Regions from separate parts of the Homo sapiens genome. Here region 2 is linked to region 1. Evidence: read pairs that join two places in POLR2A ChIA-PET (ENCODE). Cell type or tissue: HepG2. All regions are shown on one strand.

Region 1 (2,500 bases):
GAGTGAGATTCTATGTCAAAAAAAATAAAGGGTTCCTGGATTGGAAACTTGCATGTGCGCTTAACGCTTCTGCTTTCGGAAAGGTAGAACGAGCAATAGGCATTCCTTTTGGCTTTTGAGTTGGCTGTGGTGTGACTCCTTTTGCTTCTTGTTTCTGATCTTGACACTTATGAGGAGTCATCTTTGAGTCTGGGTTTTCATCAGTGAGTACAGTCAAGCCAAGAAATGTGTCTGGGCAGGTTCCCTCTAGCACAGACCGAAGAAAACAGCAACATGGAACAAGAGAAGTAGGTTTAAACTTGGATTCCATCAGAGGGCTCAGTAGGGAAGATAATTCTAGATCCCTGGGCCTCCTAGAGTTTTCTATTCTGATTTTATTGGTTTAATGTTATTTGTTTGAAAGCACCAGAAATTAACTTTGGCCAACATAAGCAAAAAGATAATTTATTAGAAGGGTATAGAATAGCTTACAAAACGGAAAAAAAAGTTGATGAGCCAGTCCTCAGAAAGGATGGGAGCCAGAACAGCCTGGGGATCTTGGGAGCAGGAACCTCTGTGGGATGAATAAACATCATGAATATCCAAGTTCCTGTTTGTTTGTGTTTAGAAGTCAAAGTCCAGGGAGAGAGGCCCAATTTGTGTAGCTTGGGTCGGCACGGGGCACCTTGACTCATAGTTAATCCAGGTTAAATCCTGTGGAGCGAGGTGGTTCCCCTGAGCCATACCAGGCTGCTGTTAACTTATGGAAGGGGACGGGTACTGGGCAGGCAGGAACAGGAGCTGCTCTCTGCCTTTGCACTCCCAGGAACAACTATAGGACCAAGAGCAGAGAGTTCTACCAGAGTGAATTTTGCTTGGTGACCATTATGTCAGAGACCTAAGCTTTTTAGCGTTTTTATGTTGAGGGCTGACCTCGCTAGACCTTCTTCACGAGTGAATCACTATTTGTACAACAGTGTGTTTTGAGGAGGCCATCCCTATGTAAAGGGTTTCTCTGTATCCCTATGTAAAGGACTTTTCTCAGTGGGATTTGTGCATAGAGGAGGGGGGGGAAGAATGCCTGTTTGACAGAGAGCAGCTGAAGGTGACGTCTGTTACACAGGCATGGTTTCGTGTGCCACACATGAGAAAAATGCCCTTTGGGGAGTGGCCTTTTAGCATTGCCTAATATAGGAGGGAGGGAGTTGGGCGGGGAGGGAGAGAGAGAGAGAGAGAGAGAGAGAGAGAGAGAGTGTGTGTGTGTGTGTGTGTGTGTGTGTGTGTGTGTGTGTGTGTATTTTGGGATTGAGGTCACTAGACCTTGCATATAGGCATTCTGAAACCATTCCCCAGCCACATAACTATCGCCTCCCTCCAGCAGCCCTAGTGTGCAGAGCCAAGTACTCTTTGTTAACTGGCTTTTCTCCCTTCTTACCAGGTACCTGCACATGTTGTTCTTTGTCAGTGCTGTCAAGTGTGTGCCAGGGTGATCCATGGTCACTTTCCGGGATGGCAGCAAGGTGACTTCGGCTGAGGATGACCCTGACTGAAAGGCTGCGTGAGAAGATATCTCGGGCCTTCTACAACCATGGGCTCCTCTGTGCATCCTATCCCATCCCCATCATCCTCTTCACAGGGTTCTGCATCTTAGCCTGCTGGTATGTTTTTGGGTTGCCTTGGATATGGTGGGCCAGTGTCTTAGGACAGTAGGTTTTCTAACCCTAACCACTATGGAGCCCTTGGCCTCTGTATGCTTTTTACACAATGGGAGCTTGGGCTCCTTATAACTGTGAGTGGAGAACTCTAGTCCTGGCCTGGTTAGCTAATATAATAAAATAGTCCTGGCTGGCCCTGACCTACTGATTCACCAGATTTATTCATATCACTGGTACTCTATCTCAAAATAATGTTTAGATACTTCTAAGACACTGAAATAATTGAAAGATATGATACTTCAGTTTTCTTTCTCAATAGTAGTGGTTTCGTTTTAGTACCTGGTTAAGTGCAAGAGCCTTTTTTGTGTGTTGCGAGGCAAAGTCCATTAGAACAGTATCTTGGACAACCTGTGGCAGGCTAACCTCAGAGACTTGCTTCTTTGCTCTCTAGTCATTTTCTTGTGTTCACATGGAGCTTGCTTCAGACTTCTTGTTGATTCTTGTGGCCAGCTGCACTTGCCAAGGACAGTTGTGAGAGCTGTAGCTGCCCTTGTTCCTGTCTGTCTTTCTCAAGGCCTCATAGAAGCCTGAAGGCTATGGCTGACAATGACGTCGTAAAGGAGGAGTTTGATATGAGATGACATCTGATGACCCTTTTAACTCTAAAATGCTGACAGCTGTGAAAAGAGCCCATCTTATTCTTTTCTCTGGAAAGAATTCTGTTCTTCAGATTCATTGTCTAAAACATTTATAGATGTTTTCAGTGCTATGCTGAAGGGAGGATGAGAAGTCAGGAGGGAACTCCCTGTTCAGTTCAGTTGCTAATGATCTCAAGCTCTTCCCTGATTATCAGTAAGAAAGATGAA
Region 2 (2,500 bases), 370 kb before region 1:
GCACTAGGGTTGAGTCAGGGCTATCTGTTCCAGCCCTGCTACAAGCACCCTGCTCTCTGAGCCACCTGATCAGGGACTTCTAGGAGCCTCGAGGCCCCAAGCCCTGCGGATTCTCCATGCGGGTGCTGAGAGAACCACCCAAACTGAGCCTAGGCTTTAGTCCAGGCCACACAAGGAGGCCCAAGAAGACTGCAGGGTCCAGGCCATGAGTCAAGGGATCATGAAAAAATCCAGACTTTTCCAAGTAATTTCTCCCTCAGGGCTCCAATAGCTCTGCTAATCCCACCCTTCCTCACTCACTTTCTGGAGGGCTGTGGCCCTGGCACCAGGGCTCCCATTGCCACCCACCTCCCCACAGACCCTGGACCAAGCTGTTGCTGGAGGCAAGGCTCCTCCCTTACCTCGAGAGATGGTCCCTCCTGGGGTAGGGTTGACACACATGGGTGGAAGGCGGGGTGGGGGAAGTTTGCACTGACGCTGCCTGTGCTGGGCCCGATCTGGGGAAAGAGAGAGGGCATCAGGGCGACATGTTCTCACCCCTCACAGTCACAGACCCCTGAACTGACTCACTCAGAGCATCCGTGAGGAGCTCTGGGCAACAGGGCTGCTGGACAGTGCTGGGAGCAGCCACAGGTTCTGAGGAACAGCACTAACAACGCCACACAGGAAGAAGGCAAGCGTCTCATATGATGTGATATGTGACAGCCTTAGAGAGAGCCCTCAAACTCTTCCTGTTCCCTTAGCTACCCCCTATGAGGTTAACACCCATCCTATATACTTCTCTTAGTCTTAAGTTGTGAGGATGTGACAGGACAACAGGAGAAAGCTGAAAGCCTTGGTACTACATCAACTCAAAAGCACCACGTGTCTGCTTCTTATGGTAGCTACCTACGCCTTTGCTATGCGTTCCCCAGATGGCTACCTCAGCCACCAAATCTCAAATCATTCTTTCCCTCCAAGAGCTGGGTAAGAGAGGGACGACTGGACTATGTGGGTCCAGCTTGAGAGCTAAAACCAGACGCACACTTACCAGCCTTCTCCCTCTTTCTAAAAGAGAACAACCTGCCATTCCAAATACTTCCATTCATTTGGGGGCTAAATGCTACTTATTAGTAACCAGAAAGTACATTTCTAAGAAGTCCCAACAACTTGAGGTACATGAACGAAAATTAAGGCACTGAGTCTTCCACGGGAAGGTGGAAATACATGGGTAAGGAAGGTGGAAATATATGGGTAAGGAAGGCTTAAGGTCCTTTTAAACCACCTAAATGGTGACATTCAGAGAGTCACTAGTCTTGGGGCTGGGAGAAATGCATGCACTCTTTGCTCTCTTTGCCCCTCTGGTTTCAGTACAGTAAATGGGGTAGAAGGGGAGCAGAGATGGCCACACACACCTGAAGCTTGAGAAACCACCTGTTCTACAAAGATGTTCATTTGTGGAATGCAAATTGACTCATATACAATTGGTAAAGAGGAGAAAGATATCAGTAAAACAAGACTCTTGTTTCAAAAAATTCTGAAAGCAAAGGAGCTGAAAAAGCAGGAGTAGAATTATAATCTTCAGCAGGAAAGAAAAAGCCCTTTCAGCTATTTTTTTTTTTATTAAAATTGAGTGCCTATACCTATAGAGAATCAAGGTGGTAGATACAAAGGTGTTCACTATACAATTTCTTCAATGTTTCAGTATTTTTGAAATTTTTCACAACAAAATGTTAGGGGAGAAGCAAGTCCTGCACTCCAACCCTCCTCCCCCACAGTCCCAGCTGCACACACTCCTTCACCACAGTGGCTGTTTCAGAACTCCACCTCCACCTGGGCTTCCTCGGTAACTGCCAGCTCTGCTCACATTAGAAGGCTCTTTGTAGCCCGGCGCGGTGGCTCACGCCTATAATCCCAGCACTTTGGGAGGCTGAGGCCAGCGGATCACAAGGTCAAGAGATCGAGACCATCCTGGCCAACATGGTGAAACCCCGTCTCTACTAAAAATACAAAAATTGGCAGGGCATGGTGGCGTGTGCCTGTAGTCCCAGCTACTCAGGAGGCTGAGGCACGAGAATGACTTGAACCCGGGAGGCGGAGGATGCAGTGAGCCGAGATCGCGCCATTGCACTCCAGCCTGGCCACAGAACAAGACTCCGTCTTAAAAAAAAAAAAAAAAAAAAGAAGACGGCTCTTTGTACATTTGCAGCATCACATCACCCTGAGCTGCCTGTCTAGGTAGTCCAAAGCATCTTCCCAAGCACCAATAATTGTTTTTTGTCATATTTTGGTCAAAAAGTTGCAGTTGCATTGGCCCAATTCTATTTTTCCCATAAGCTCTCTTATAATATTATAGATGTGTGATTTTTTTCTTTTTATTTTATAGGTATGTGATTTTACAGAAAACATACATAGAGTTACAGCAGACGTGCTTGTAGGATCTTCTAGAACTAAATGCCTAGGATCAAGGTTTATTTTGAAACTAATTCCAGTTCTGCCTTGAAGCTAAGGTTGGAAATGA

What was found. Peaks named below come from ENCODE experiments on the same cell type or tissue, not always from the same donor. Only the 100,000 strongest peaks of a DNase experiment are listed, where the experiment ranks them.
Region 2: POLR2A ChIA-PET joins it to region 1 with 5 read pairs; 4 of 35 experiments call an interaction of 5 or more read pairs at or near these places.

What each region holds. Positions count from the first base shown.
Region 1 is chr3:47,442,009-47,444,508 of GRCh38, reverse strand. It overlaps SCAP (SREBF chaperone), which reads left to right. Exons shown (of 23, transcript NM_012235.4): 2 at 1,418-1,637. The coding sequence starts at 1,516. Among named protein-coding and RNA genes, the nearest start is that of SCAP, 33 kb to the left of the region's middle. In HepG2, no CTCF peak of the experiment used is centred here; DNase peaks (open chromatin) are centred at 648 and 1,098; H3K4me3 peaks cover 1,450 bases.
Region 2 is chr3:47,816,019-47,818,518 of GRCh38, reverse strand. It overlaps DHX30 (DExH-box helicase 30), which reads right to left. Exons shown (of 22, transcript NM_138615.3): 4 at 402-497. Among named protein-coding and RNA genes, the nearest start is that of DHX30, 14 kb to the right of the region's middle. RefSeq lists an enhancer at 437-937. In HepG2, no CTCF peak of the experiment used is centred here; no DNase peak of the experiment used is centred here.